Regions from separate parts of the Homo sapiens genome. Here region 2 is linked to region 1. A link is an interaction called in ENCODE POLR2A ChIA-PET data of the cell type or tissue named here. Cell type or tissue: A673. All regions are shown on one strand.

Region 1 (8,000 bases):
AGGACACCCCAACTGCTGTTGGGAATTGAGTGATGGCCACTCTAGCTACCTCCTGTGGGATAGGGCTGAAGAAGGGGCCCTGCAGTTGTAGGGTCCTCCAGAGGGGAACTCTTTAGGCCAGTGAAAAGGTCAGAAGGTCTGTCCAGGGGTCCTCAGTAGAAGTTGTTAGTTGAGCTCATTTGGGGTTCCATTTTTAAGACCATCTGTAGCTTGATGGCCTCGATTCTAGAGGAAACAAATTTGACAAGGAGGTTAAAAATACAGGGCCTGAAGGCGAGTAATAACAAGATGACTGTCACGGGAACTTGAAAGGAGAAAAATCATGTCTCCCAACTCCAGAAGTTGGTATAAGAGGGTGAAAGGCATTGTCTGATTTCAGAAGCCTTTTCCTGTAAATGCCAGGCAGCATCTCATACTATCCCTGACTGGTTAGTGTAAAAGCAACACTTTTCTCCTGAGAAGGTGCGGAGTCCTCCTTTCTCATCAGTTAGGAGGTCTAGGCCTCAGCAGTTTTGGAGAGTCACTGCTGCCAAAGAGTCTATTTGGGATTGTACAGTAAGGATAGATTTCGTTATTTCTTGCAAATTGTCTGAGAAATCCTTTGAGACTGTGTGGTAGTAGGAGAATAAAGTAGATAAACTGGCTATTCCGGTTCCTGTAGCCATAGCCATTCCTAACCCTGTAAGTAGGGGTATTAGTTGTATGGCTCTGTGCTGCTGGACTTGAGCTTTGAGGGTTACTGATAGGATCTGATTTCCTGGGGCAATGTTAATGTTGGGACTTAGAAAGACTAAGGTGCAGGTGCCTGTCCAGATAGTGGGGAGGCAGATTTATAGGTTGACGTTCCACATAAGAATATACCTTGCCTGGGTAGACAGAACTAGTTGTGTATGTTAAAAAGGTGTGTGAGTTTGTTGTTTTTGTTTTCCCATACTCCTAGAGTACTTGCCAAGGTAGCTCTGGTGAGCAGCTGGAAAGGGGTGTTGGGAGAAAAATGAGTGGCTCCCTGTGTTCTCTTTTCCCATTGGAGAAAAAACCGTTCTGTATCTACTAGGAACCATTGGAGAGAGTGATTGAAAGAGGGGATGAAAAGGCATTCACTAGTGGTGGGGGCGCTGCTGCAGGGGGTCCAGGGGTGAATGGTCATGCAGGAAGTATGTTTGCCATTACAAAACCTGGACTGTTTGTTAAGCAGGGAGGAGGTGATGATTTTTGGAGACCCTGAGAGACAGACATGCTGTCTGAATGGAGCTGTTTGGGTGACTCAGAAGTTACTATGATCAGTTGGGGCTTGAAGTTGTAGGGTGTAATTACACTGATGGAGTAGTAGGTGCCCCGGGGGAAGGCCTGATAACAGATTGCGTTGGATGCATAAAGGGGTTTGGAAAGTTAAGGTGGTATTCGTAGTTACATGGCCATGTATGGGCTTTTCATTGCTTGTGTAATAGGTGAGGTTGGAAATGTAAGAATGTTAAAGTTGGTTGCACGTCCTGTTAGGGTATTCTTGGTCCTATCAGAGATGGGGAAGTTGGCTAATGATTGCATATCTAGATGTCAGAAAGGGTCTTTTCCTTCATAATGAGGATGGTAAGTTAAGTTGGTAAAGACCCAGTTTTTTGCGGGAATGGGAGTGGCAACGCAAGCAGAGTTTGATAGAGAGATGCAAAGCCAACAGTCATTTGCCAGGGAAGGATTGGACTGGTTTAACAGACAGTGGGTTAAGTTGAGAGTCTTGTATAGGTAATTAGGAGCTAGTGGAAGGGGAGGGGTGATTGTATGAGGTATCCAAGGAAGCAGGAGGGATAGATAGGCAAAGAGTATGGTTAGTATGCTGCTTAATAATATGATGAAATAGTAAAAGGATTCCATTAAAGGGGCAAGGAGAGGTGTTAACTTTTAGCAAATTTTACTTTTGTTGAAAACCTTGTAAGCTTGGGATTTCAATTACTCTTTGCTATTAATAAGACTTCGCTCAGTCCATATTAACTTAGAATTGATATAGATGGCTCCTTCCTGATTCCGTAAGTACTTTAAGGTTTGGCTGAGCACAAACAGCTCACACGTTTAAGCAGACCAATTTTTAGGCAATTTTCCTAACTCTGCCTCTACAAGAGTTTCCTTATCACTTATTGAATACCCATTGTGTCTTTTTCCCTTAAGCGCCCAGGAAGAACCACCTGTCTTTCTGTCCTGAAGGGAGTTCCTCCTATATCTGGTAGGACCTTTGTATGGTAATTAGTTAAGGTTTAGATCCCCTGTTAGGAAACCTGCTGGGTTAAGGATTTTTGATAGGAAGGCTATGGGTTGTCAGTGGCCTCAGTGCTTTTGGGCTGTGCCCTTGATTACACTGACAAGGTGGTATTGGATTGTTATAGGGTTACAGAGAAGGCCTTCAATGATCAATTATATTTACCCTGACTTTTAAAGGAAAAGGGTACACTGTTTTTTCTCCACTACTTCCATCTCTCTTTCTTTCTCTTTGACTTTCTGTCTTTTCTCTCTCTGACTCCCCTTTGTCTGTCTCTTCCTCTCTCTGACTTTCTGTCTCTCTCTTTGATTCCTTTGTCTCTTCCTCTCTCCTTCTCTGACTTTCTGTCTCTCTGACTCTTTGTCTCTGTCTCTTCCTCTCTTTTTGACTGTCTCTTTCTGTGTCTCTCTTTGTCTCTGTCTCTTCCTGTCTTTCTCTGTCTTTCCTCTCTGCTGATCTTTCCCTGACTCTGCCAGCCACTTATGCTGCTGTTCTCCCCTCTCCTTCCCCTTTTGATGGCTTCGGCAGTGTAAGAGTGCCACTTCCTTGGGTTTTTGCCTGCATGCAATAACTCCATGGTTTCCTTGTGATATTTAATGGGGGTTCCCCCAGAGGTTAGGCACTCCCTTTCTTTCCATATTGCAGTATGGGCTTGTAGGATTAGATAAGCATACTTACTATGTGTAGCAAAGTCTCCCAGTTACAACTGAGGAGGTGGGAGAAATATCTGGTTACAGGCTGTCCCAGGATTCCTCGGATGGTAGTTGACCTTGAAGACAGCTGTCCGGGACAGGAGATTAACACTGAGAGAGCCACACCAGTGTCCAGGAGGAAGTCAATTTCCTGACCCTCAATGGTTAAATGTACCCGGGGCTCAGTGAAGGTGATGATGTGAGGTGGCATTTGCCCTGGGCACCCTCAGTCCTGTTGTTGGATCATCTGGTTGGGGGCTTCTGGCCCAGAGAACCTTTGTCCTCTGGGGCAGTGCGCCTTTCAGTGATTGCCTCAGCATAGTGGAGATGGGCGAGGGGGTAGCTTGTTTCTCGTTGGACAATCTTTTTTAAAGTAGCCTTACAAATGACATTGATAACAAGCCCTACCAGGTGATTGGCCTGCTCCATTTTCTGTCCTCTCCGAACCACCAAAGTTTATTTGTCTGAGGGCCTTGACTATCCTGACCCTTGTAAAAAGGCATGTTGGATTTTGGTTTTTAAAATTCTTTTTTTTTTTTTTTTTTTTTTTTGAGATGGAGTCTTGCTGTGTCGCCCAGGCTGGAGTGCAGTGGCGAAATCTCGGCTCACTGTAAGCTCCGCCTCCCAGGTTCATGCCATTCTCCTGCCTCAGCCTCCCGAGTAGCTGGGTAGCTGGGACTACAGGCGCCTGCCACCATGCCTGGCTAATTTTTTTGTATTTTTAGTAGAGATGGGGTTCTAATCATATATTTTATTTGTTAAAAGTTGTTATTTACTTTTTTCCTTACAAAAGTGAGTGTAGTTGTTTCTCTGGTCTGCCACTTTTTGGGGGTAATTTCAAACAGAATCTCAGGGCTTAGCTTTGAGAATGCTACCAGGGAAAAATAGGAAATATCTCTCCTTTTATGGCTATAGAAAATGAATACATTTCCACAAGACGTGTAGTAAATCAACTGGTGCATTACATAGATGCATCAAAACAATAGTTCCTTTTTTTTTTGAGGGTGAAGAATTTGTAATATTTTGAATCTCTTTTCTGTAGCATGTCATTTGAATAAGTTTAATGCTAAATTTTTTAAGGTGATACTTGGCACCTTCTAAAAGTATTAATATATGGTTAATTGTTAAATTATTTTTTATAGAGATAAGTGATGTGTTTATTGTCTGAAAGGGATAGACACTTGTTTTTCGTTGTTTTGTTGTTGTTGAGATATAAAATGTAAATGCCTTACAACTTAATTCTCTTTCATAAACACTGAGTTTGAGTAATTTTGCTAGATTCTTCAAACACTGACTATTTTTTTAAATATAAAATCAAGTGTCCCAGAACTTTGGGAGGCCGAGGTGGGCAGATCAGCTGAGGTCGGGAGTTTGAGACCAGCCTGACCAACATGGAGAAACCCTATCTCTATTAAAAACACAAAATTAGATGGGCATGGTGGCGCATGCCTGTAATCCCAGCTACTTGGGAGGCTGAGGCAGGAGAATCACTTGAACCCAGGAGGTGGAGGTTGCAGTGAGCCAAGATCATGCCATTGCACTCCAGCCTGGGTGACAAGAGCAAAACTCCTCTCAGAAAAAAAAAAAAAATCAAGTGAACTATGCTGATTGGAAAATGAAAGCCCAAACCCAGTGACTCCAAGCTGGCCAGTCTTGAGCCTGCAAAAAGGGGTGATTGAACACCAAGTTGGTTGGTCTTTTACTGGTGAGTCACCCCTGCAGGTGTCCCAGCCTACTCACCTCAGCCATGGAAGAATTGTTTATACTGACAGAAGCTACAGAGCCCTGGAAAGCTGGATACTCAAAGTCAGATGCAGTTAAAGTTGGGATAGAAGTGGTTGGGGAGCCTCTTTTTGAGGATGGATTTGTTGTTATTGTCCTGGGGCTCTACCTAAACTTTGTCAAATAGAACTAATTTAGAGTTAGGTATGAAGTTACTTACTCCTAAAGAAGAATTGTAGTAAGAGAATAATACCAACTATAAGATCTTTGAGAATCTCAAAAAATAGGCAGAAAATAACTTTTATTTGCTTACTTATTCATTTATTTATTTATTTTGAGATGGAGCCTCTTGCTCTGTTGCCCAGGCTAGAGTACAGTGGCATGATCTCAGCTCACTGCAATCTCTGCCTCCCAAGTTCTAGCAGTTCTTCAGCCTAAGCCTCCCAAATAGCTGGGACTACAGGTGTGTGCCACCACGGCTAGCTATTTTTTGTAATTTTAGTAGAGATGGGATTTCACCATGTTGGCTAGGCTGGTTTTGAACTCCTAACCTCAGGTGATCCACCAACTTTGGCCTCTCAAAGTGCTAGGATTAGAGGTGTGAGCCACTGTGCTTGGCCCACTCTTGTTTCTTGATAGTACCTTTCTCTCTCCTGCCTTTCTTTTCCCCCAAAACCCTCTTTTATATTCACACAGTGTGGCAGTGTGCCCAAGTCCATCCCTCAGGTACCTGAATCCTGTGCCTACTAGAATTCAGATGTTAATAAGTTCAAGACCATGGCTTTAGACCTGGCTGTTGTCAAAGTAAATACAGAGGCTGGGCGCAGTGGCTCACAACTGTAATCCCAGCACTTTGGGAGGCCGAGGTGGGTGGATCACAAGGTCAGGAGTTCAAGACCAGCATGGCCAACATAGTGAAACCCCATATCTACTAAAAATACAAAAAATTAGCCAGGCGTGGTGGTGGGCACCTATAATCCCAGCTAATTGGGAGGCTGAGGCAGGAGAATTGCTTGAACCCAGGAGGCAGAGGTTGCAGTGAGCCAAGATCTTGCCACTGCACTCCAGCCCGGGCAACAGTGCAAGACTGTCTCAAAAAAAAAAAAAAAAAAAAAAAAAAAAAAGAAGCAAATGCAAATTAGGAAGAAGAGGCTTAATGTTTTCTTTTTAAAATAAGGGAAGATTTTTTGCTGTTTTCTATTTTCTATTTTCTTTTCTTTTTTTTTTTTTTTTTTTGAGATGGAGTTTTGCTCTTTTTGCCCAGGCTTGAGTGCAATGGTGCAATCTTGACTCACTGCAACCTCTGCCTCCCAGGTTCAAGCGATTCTCCTTCCTTAGCCTCCTGAGTAGCTGGAATTGCAGGCACCCACCACCACTCCTGGCTAATTTTGTATTTTTAGTAGAGAGGGGGTTTCACCATGTTGGCCAGGTTGGTCTCAAACTCCTGACCTCAAGTGATCTGCCTGCCTTGGCCTCCCAAAGTGCTGGGATTACAGGTGTGAGCCACCATGCCCACCCGATGTTTCCTATTTTCATAAAGCACTTAATTTGAAAACTTTTGTATTTAAATATTTTCTCTGCTTCTTTGAAATATATGTAACTCATTTGTATTAGTTAAACAGTTCATTTGTCTTTTTTGACCCAGAATTATCTTTAGGAACTGGAAACTATTGCTTCAAAATATAAATAGCAAGAGTATACACCCTATCTATCCACAGTTTGTACAGGAGAGTAGGAGGCTCCCTTCAGCAGGTACATGGCTCCACATTACAAAAGGACTTTCCGTCATGAAGATGTGAAAATTTTATTTTTCCTTTGATTATTACCAATTAGAAAACGCAGATGACCTCCCAGATTACTAGGGTTATAAACTATGTATGGCAAATGGTGTTGTCAAGTCTTCTACTTGGAAACTAATTTTGGTGACCTTTCTGTGTTTGCAATCTCTTAGTAGATTGCCTGTGATGCACATCACATTTTGGTTTAATGATATAACAAGATAGTTTTCTTGTTCTATTATTGTTAAGAGTTTTTTAGGGTTAGAGATGTTTTTGTTTCTAGCTATATTTTCTACACACTGTCCAGAATTACCAGAGGTTATACACAAGGTGCCCAACAGGTTTCATTTTAGAGGGGTCTCTCTTTCTCAAGTGTCCAATTACAACCCATAATTGTACAGCAAAATGCACAAAGTACAGCAAAGTGCTCCCCAAATCTGTAAGCAGAATGGTCTCTCCTTCTACTTAAGATCCACAATCCCTTCTAGAGAAGTTAGACTAGATTTCTGCAAAAATAACTTTTCAGAACAGCAATCAATTACTCCACCTTTTTCAGTGCTCTTGGCATCTTCAGGTCTCACACTGATTCAAAGATCATAGGGCCCCAGATCCCCAACCAGTCTCGCACATGTGCATTGATTAAACACGAGAATTTACCTTCCTCTCTCCTCCTCTTGTCCAAATGCTCACAAATGTGCATAGCTCACCAGCCTTCCAAGACCTAAATGTGCAGTTCCAAATTCTGAATTCATGTCCTGGGATTCGAGGGAAGAAAAGAACTTTTATTTGAGACATGCAAGTTCTTTTAAACCAGAGATATATTAAAATGAGACCACAGTTATATTCTGCTCTCCTCTTTGAACTATTTATCTTTTTAAATTGGTTGGTATTGCCACAACCTAATAATGCCACACTTGACTCTATAACCCACACCCTATAGCTTAACAATGTATAGTCAATCGCTAACCAGTTATTTATATAAAACAATAAGAATTTTTGACAGATAACTTTGTATCAGTACCCTCTCTGCCTTCCTTTTTTGCCTTTAAAAATACACACTTACAACTGCTTCTAATTGGAGGGTATATTCAGGGCAACTTTTTACTCCAGGGTTGCAATCTTTAAGATTTAGCCAAAATAAACTCTCTACTTATATTATGTTTACCCCAGCTTTTTCCTTTTAGGTCAAAATACTTTTTACAATGTGTTGAAAAAAATTCCATGAGAGGATCTCTCCTCTGGTTTTACTTGGCTTGCTGTAAACCCCAAAAAGGGAGAGTCACTTTGATTTCACCTAAAATCTGCACATAAAAGCTGGTCTCTGCCTTGGATTCACAAGACAGGGCCAGACTTTGGGTTGAAGACATGCAGAAAACTCACAGAAGACATTTTCTGCACCATGAGCGATGAATATAGACATCTTAAGCTTTGCTTTTAGAGTGGAGCCCTTTGCCATGTCCAGATCTTGTTCCCAGTGTCCTGCTACAGCTGTGTAAGAGGCTTCTGGTGTCAACAGAATCCTGTGGTAGAATCTGTAAGTTAAACAAGCACCTTAGCAGT
Region 2 (8,000 bases), 270 kb after region 1:
ACTTCAGTGTATTCAGTGTCTGGACCACAATGGTTCCCTTTGTCACAAGTATCCATCTACATTCACTGACTTATATGGGGGAACCTGGGGAAAAACCAGTGATATGGTTTGGCTGTGTCCCCACCCAAATCTCATCTTTAATTTTAGCTCCCATAATCCCCACATGTTGTGGCAGGGACCCAGTAGGAGGTAATTGAATCATGGGAGTGTGTTTTTCCCATGCTGTTCTCATTGATAGTGAATAAGTCTCAGGAGATCTGTTAGTTTTATAAAAGGGCAGTTCCCCTGCACATGCTTTCTTGCTTGCCACCATGGAAGATGTGCCTTTGGTCTTCCTTTGCCTTTGGTCATAATTGTGAGGCCTCTCCAGCCATGCTGAACAGAGTCCATTAAACCTCTTTCCTTTATAAATTACCCAGTCTCAGGTATGTCTTTGTTAGCAGTGTGAGAATAGATGAATACAATCAACTTCAACAGCTTAAGTGGGTCTAGCCACCACTCCAGAAGAGATACAGGATTATAAACCATGGTGGCATCCACACAGTGCTAACTCAGCATATGTGCAGAGTATATGAACTGTGGGGCTATGGTGGGCTCCACCTAGATTTCTTTCTTTTTTCTTTTTGAGATAGAGTCTTGCTCTGTTGCCCAGGCTGGAGTGCAGTGGCTCGATCTCAGCTCACACTGCAAGCTCCACCTCCCAGGTTCACACCATTCTCCTGCCTCAGCCTCCCAAGTAGCTGGGACTACAGGTGCCTGCCACCACACCCGTCTAATTTTTTGTATTTTTAGTAGAGACGGGGTTTCACTGTGTTAGACAAGATGGTCTCGATTTTCTGACCTCGTGATCCACCCGCCTCGGCCTCCCAAAGTGCTGGGATTATAGGCATGAGCCACCGCTCCCAGCCCTCCACCTAGATTTCAAAACATGTATTGAACAGCTGGGTGCCTCAGGCAGAAGTTTGTCACAGAGGTGGAGCTCATGCCTGTAATCCCAGCACTTTGGGAGGCCGAGGAGGGTGGATCACGAGGTCAGGAGATCGAGACCATCCTGGCTAACATGGTGAAACCCCATCTCTCCTAAAAAAAAAAAAAAAAAAAAAAAAATTAGCTGGGCGTGGTGGCGGGCACCTGTAGTCCCAGCTACTCAGGAGGCTGAGGCAGGTGAATGGTGTGAACCCAGGAGGCAGAGCTTGCAGTGAGCCGAGATATAGCCACTGCACTCCAGCCTGGGTGACAGAGCGAGACTCCATCTCAAAAGAAAAAAAAAAAAAAAACTTAGCTGGGTGTGATGTCGGGCACCTGTAATCCCAGCTACTCAGGAGGCCAAGGCAGGAGAATCGCTTGAAATCAGGAGGTGGAGGTTGCAGTGAGCCGAAATTGTGCCATTGCACTCCAGCCTGGGCAACGAGCAAAACTCCGTCTCAAAAAAAAAAAAAAAAAAAAAAAAGTGGCCGGGCGTGGTGGCTCATGCCTGTAATCCCAGCACTTTGGGAGGCCGAGGAGGGCGGATCACGAGGTCAGGAGATCGAGACCATCCTGGCTAACATGGTGAAACCCCGTCTCTACTAAAAATACAAAACATTAGCTGGGTGTGGTGGCGGGAGCCTGTAGTCCCAGCTACTCGGGAGGCTGAGGCAAGAGAATGGCGTGAACCCGGGAGGCGGAGCTTGCAGTGAGCCGAGATCCTGCCACTGCACTCCAGCCTGGGAGACAGGGCTAGACTCCGTCTCAAAAACAAAAACAAAGAAAGAAAATGTCTGCCTTATATCTGTCCTACCATTGAATTTTGGAGGCACCTTTTTTTTTTTTTTAAATTTCACAGGCTCACAGCTGTTGCCTCAGAATGAATTGTGCGGTGGGTCTCATCCATATCTGATTTAGATAGGACTCTGAACTTTAAACTTTTGAGTTGGTCCTGAAACAAATTAAGACTTTTGCAGCTATTGGGATGGAATGAATGTATTTTGCAGGTGAGAAGGACATGAATTTGGGTGGTTGGGGCAGAATGCTATGGTTTGAATATATCCTCCAAAGTTCATGTGTTGGAAACTTAATCCCCAATGCAACAATGTTGAGCGGTGCAACCTTTAAGAGATAATTAGGTCAGGAAGACTTTGCCTTCAGGAATGGATTAATGTTGTTATGGTGGGAGTGGGGTTCATTATGATGCGAGCGAGTTTCTTATGAAGGATGAGTTCTGCCCCCTTCCTGCTCTCTCTCACCATGTGATACTTTCTGCCATTGTCTGATATAGCAAGAAGGCCCTCACCAGATGTAGCCCCTCTACTCAGACTTCCCAACCTCCAGAACCCTGAGTCAAATAAATTTCTGTTCATTATAAATTACCTGTTATAGCAGCACAGGATGAACACAAGTGCCTCTGAATTATTCACCCTGGAGAGAAGAAACTGGTTTAAAAAATGCAGATATTTTAGTGTCTCCCAGAGCTCTGAATCTAAATCTCTGGATATCTAAACCTCTGGACATGTAATTTTTAACAATTTTCCTGGTGATTCTTAAGCACTTCAAATTTGAGAACTGCTGCTCTATACCCAATATCATTTTAACCTGGAAAATATGCACTCACCAACCGTTCAATGTTATTACCTGAGTTTGCCTGATCTTAAAGGTCACTAGAGGGCTTGATAAAAAACCAAACACCGAATGTTCTCACTCATAGGTGGGCACTGAACAATGAGAACACATGGACACAGGAAGGGGAGCATCACACACCGGGGCCTGTTGTGGGGTGGGGGGAGGGGGGAGGGATAGCATTAGGAGATATACCTAATGTTAAATGACGAGTTAATGGGTGCAGCACACCAACATGGCACACGTATACATATGTAACAAATCTGCACGTTGTGCACATGTACCCTAAAACTTAAACTGTAATAAAAAAATAGAACTAAGAAGTTACATAGTATAATATGCCATGAAAGTAAATGTATTTAATAAGGGAAGAAATGGAAAATATCAAATAAAGCAATATAATAATTTCAAAAAAAATACATATATATATACATTGTTAGGTAGCTCTGCTGGTGGCAATCATGAATAAAACAAAGCCCAAGAGTTTACATTTATTTATTTATTTGCTCTTTTTGAAATGGAGTCTCTGTCACCCAGGCTGAAGTGCAGTGGTGTGATCTCAGCTCACTGCAACCTCCACCTCCTGGGTTCAAATGATTCTCTGGCCTTAGCCTCCTGAGTGGCTGGGATTACAGATGCCCGCCAACATGCCCAACTAATTTTTGTATTTTTAGTAGAGACAGGGTTTCACAATGTTGGCCAGGCTGGTCTCAAACTCCTAACCTCAGGTGATCCACCCAACTTGGCCTCCCAAATTTCTGGGATTCGAGGTGTGAGCCACCATGCCCAGCCAAGAATCTACATTTAAATGCAGTTGTTAAATGTTCTTCTAAGTAACTGTGTACACATTTATCTATTTTGTGGAATTACTGGAAGATAGATCACTTACATTTTGGATAGCTTTAGCCCAGTATGATAATTTTAGTTTTTGAATAGCAGTTTATTTTAAGCCATTGCTTCCAGAAGAATTTAATCTGATCCAATGTTGCATTTTTCTTTCACCCATAGAGACAAGAATGAAGATAATAGCTATAGCATTTATTGAACATTAACTATGTGCCTGTCACCATGTAACTGATTCTCCTCAAACCCTCAGAGGCATGGACCACTGTACTACTGCCATCCCCATTTTATGGAGAAGATACTGAGGCAAAGGGGAGTTAAGTACCTTGCTAGGCACAGGCAGTTATTAACGCGGTAGAGCTGGGATTCCAAACCATTCTTGTAAGCAACGCAACACTGCGTCTCTGGACTTAATCCAGACCAATTTCTCTGATGCTCAAAAGTTGCCTGCATTAAATGCGCTTTTGTGAAATTCCTTCCTTCCTTCCTTCTTTTTTTTTTTTTTGTTTTGTTTTGAGATGGAGTCTCTCTCTGTCACCCAGGCTGGAGTGCAATGGCACAAAGTCCGCTTACTGTAACCTCCACCTCCTGGTTCAAGCGATTCTCCTGCCTCAGCCTCCCGAGTAGCTGCAATTATGGGTGCCCACCACTACACTCGGCTAATTTTTGTATTTTTAGTAGAGACAGGGCTTCATCTTGTTGGCCAAGCTGGTCTCAAACTCATGACCTCAGGTGATCTGCCTGCTTTGGCCTCCCAAAGTGCTGGGATTACCGGCGTGAGCCACCACGCCCGGCCAAAATATATTTCTTATATAAAAGAGAAAGTTTTCCTTGTGTTGTGTTCTACTCATGGTTAAAATGTTCCTAAAATGGGCCTTGTTGTTTTCTCTTCTTCTTCTCTAGAGCAGCTAGAAAGAAAGACACTTGTTCTTAACCCAAAGAGGCCTCTTCTAAAAATGTTTTCTATATTGGTGAGACTAATTAAACTGGAAAAGTTCATCAACTAAATGATGAAACAAGGTAAAGCCTTTTGTTAATTATTTTTGAATAATTTATTCCTGGCCTGCCACCGTGGCTCACGCCTATAATCCCAGCATTTTGGGAGGCTGAGGTGGGAGGATCACGAGGTCAAGAGATCGAGACCATCCTGGCCAACATGGTGAAATCCTGTCTCTACTAAAAGTACAAAAATTAGCTCAGTGTGGTGGCACATGCCTGTAATCCCAGCTACTCGGGGGGCTAAGAAGGGAGAATCACTTGAACCTGGGAGGTAGAGGTTGCAGTGAGCTGAGATGGTGCCACTGCACTCTAGCCTGGCGATAGAGTGGGACTCCGTCTCAAAAAAAAAATTATTCCTGGGCTCCCTATGACTTGTTGAGGAATTGCAAGATACTGGGAAGTCTCTAATTAGGGAGTTTTAGAATAAACAGAAGTATAAACATTCATAGGAGTTAGATTTGAAGACAACTGCTTTTAACACACAGACCCACCAGGAAGTGAGCATCTTGGTGGGGTTTATTTATTATGTGTTTTACTTTGAACAGAGAACATGCACGTTCATTAGCTCAAAAGTGTTCTTGTCCTCGCATAGTGAAGGAAATGTGTGCAAGATAAGGATGAATGTGGTATGCAGGGAGATCCAGGCACGGCTGGCGTTTGGCTTTGCTGATGGCTGCAATGTGGACTGTGGACTGTGGGCAAATTAACTCACCACTTTTTGAATGGCCTTTAGAGAGGAAATCCTAAAAAGATTCCAGGACTTGCAGCAGCCACACAGGAGATTGAGTATTCAAGGGAATAGAATGCTGAAGAACACAGAGACAGTTAGGTTAACTAAAGAAGATGAAAAATTAGTCTGGGCTCAGTGCTTCATACTTGTAATCCCAACACTGTGGGAGGCTGAGGCAGGAGCATCACTTGAGCCCAAAAGGTTGAGGCTGGCCTGAGTGACATAGTGAGACCCCCATCTTTACAAAAAATAAAAAGAAATCAACTGGGTACGGTGGCACGCACATGCGGTCACAGCTACTCAGGAGGCTGAGGTGGGAGAATCGCTGGAGCCTGGGGAGGTGAGACCCTGTCAAGGAGGAAGAGGAGGATGAAGAGGAAGAAGGAGGAGGAGGGGGAAGAGGAGGAGGAAGAAGGAATAGAAGAAGAGCTGGGTGCGGTGGCTCATGCCTGTAATCCCAGCACTTTTGGAGGCTGAGGCGGGCAGATCATGAGGTCAACAGATCAAGACCATCCTGGCCAACATGATGAAACCCTATCTATACTAAAAATACAAAAATTAGCTGGGCATGGTGGCTTGTGCCTGTAGTCCCAGCTATTCAGGAGGTTGAGGCAGGAGAATCACTTGAACCCAGGAAGCAGAGGTTGCAGTGAGCTGAGATTGTGCCACTGTGCTCCAGTCTGGTGACAGAGGGAGACTCCATCACTAAAAAAAGAAAGAAGAAGGAGAAGGAGTAGGAGAAGAAGAAGAAGAAGAAATGGTCTCTGAGCAGCCATGAAGAGTAGGAAGATAACCCAACCTACCTCTCACTGGGTCTATGGGGAAAATATTGATTAAGGCAGAGCAGGTCTTCACAGAGAGACTAGGTTTGGTGAGTAAGAGATTCAAAAAGCTAGAAGGGAATGAGGATATTTAAGTTACTCTTATTGCATAATATATAACCACAAAACTTTAGGTGCTTAAAATAATCTTTTTTTTTTTCATGGTTCTGGGAGTTGACTGGGTTCAGGTAGGTGATTTTCACTCGAGGTGTCTCATGCTGTTGCAGTGGCTGGGGCTGGAATCTTCACAAAGCCTTCTTCAGTCCCATGTCTGGCAACTGATGTTGGCTGTCATCTGAAACCTGTGCTGGGACTGTTGATTGGAACATCAAAATGTGGCCTCTCCCTGTGATCTGGGCTTCCTCACAGCATGGTAGCTGGGTTCAAAGAGCAAGCATCCCAGGAAGACCACGGAGAAAAGATGTCTCCTTTTATGACCTACCTTGAATCACTTCTGCCAGTCACAGACCTTCTTGAATTCAAGGGAGAGGAGCATAGGCCTGACCTCACCATGGGAGCAATGTTAAAGTTATGTTGAAGAAGAGCACATGCTATTATTATTATTATGTCTTGCTCTGTCACCCAGGCTGGAGTCCAGGTGTGCAATCTCGACTCACTGCAAATTCCACCTCCCAGATTCAAGTGATTCTCCGGCCTCAGCCTCCCAAGTAGCTGGTATTACAGGCACATGCCACCACACCCAGCTAATTTTTGTACTTTTAGTAGAGACAGGGTTTCACCATGTTGGCCAGGCTGGTATCAAACTCCTGACATCAGGTGATTCACCCGCCTAGGCCTCCCAAAGTGCTGGGATTACAGGTGTCAGCCACCACACCTAGCACATGCTATTAGTAAAAAGTCAGAAAACAGTCAGGTGAGATGGCTTGCACCTGTAACCTCGCACTTTGGGAGGCTGAGGTGGGCAGGTCACTTGAGGTCAGGAGTTCGAGACCAGCCTCGGCAACATAATGAGACCCCCCCCATCTCTATAAAAATAAAAAATTGAAAGTCAGAAAACAAAAGATGTTGGTGAGGGTTCAGAGAAAAAAGGAACACTTATACACCGTTGGTGGGAATGTAAATTAGTACAACCATTACAGACAACAGTAGGGAGATTTCTCAAAAAACTAAAAATAGAACTGCAATCCAACCAGCAATCTCACTACTAGGTATCTACCCAAAGGGAAAGAAATCAATATATCAAAAAGTACCTGTACTCATACGTTTATCACAGCACTATTCATAGTAGCAAAGATATGGAATCAACCTAAGTGTCCATCAACAGATGACTGGATAAAGAAAATATGGTACATGTACGCCACGGAACATGACCTAGCCACATAAAGAATGAAATCATGTCTTTTGCACCACTGTGGATAGAACTGGAGGCCATTCTCCTCAGTGAAATAATTCAGAAACAAAGTCAAATACTGAATGTTCTCATGCATGGGAGTTAAACAATAGGTACACATGGGGAGCAATAGATATTGGAGACTCCAAAAGATGGGAGGATGGGAGGAGGGTGAGGGGTGAAAATTTCCTATTGAGTACAATGTTCACTATTTGAATCATGGCTACACACAAAGCCCAGACCTCAGCACTCCACAATATATGCATATAGCACTCCACAATATTTGCCCCTGGTCCAGTTGTGAAGTCTCATACAGAGTATCAATCAGTCAATGTTCTCCCTTGGTTTTGAATGTATTTCTTTTACTTCAAGAGTAAGTTGTCAAGCGTGGTGGCTCACACCTGTAATCCCAGCACTTTGGGAGGCCGAGGCGGGCAGATCACTTGAGGTCAGGAGATCAAGACCAGCCTGGCCAACATGATGAAAACCTGTCTTTACTAAAAATACAAAAATTAGCCAGGCATGGTGGCAGGCACCTGTAGTCTCAGCTACTCAAAGGCTGAGGCAGGAGAATCTCTTCAACCTGGCTGATGGAGGTTGCAGTGAGTCAAGATCACACCACTGCACTCCAGCCTGTGTGACAGAGCTAAAAAAAATTTTA

Evidence for each region. Peaks named below come from ENCODE experiments on the same cell type or tissue, not always from the same donor. Only the 100,000 strongest peaks of a DNase experiment are listed, where the experiment ranks them.
Region 2: POLR2A ChIA-PET joins it to region 1 with 12 read pairs; 2 of 35 experiments call an interaction of 5 or more read pairs at or near these places.

Annotation. Positions count from the first base shown.
Region 1 is chr7:64,757,673-64,765,672 of GRCh38, forward strand. No RefSeq gene overlaps it. Among named protein-coding and RNA genes, the nearest start is that of ZNF138, 33 kb to the right of the region's middle. In A673, no CTCF peak of the experiment used is centred here; no DNase peak of the experiment used is centred here.
Region 2 is chr7:65,024,906-65,032,905 of GRCh38, forward strand. It overlaps LOC105375330 (a long non-coding RNA gene), which reads right to left. Exons shown (of 6, transcript XR_927607.1): 3 at 5,971-6,059. LOC105375329 (a long non-coding RNA gene) reads left to right here and starts at 1,835. Exons shown (of 3, transcript XR_927606.2): 1 at 1,835-1,973; 2 at 3,604-3,819; 3 at 4,342-4,521. In A673, no CTCF peak of the experiment used is centred here; no DNase peak of the experiment used is centred here.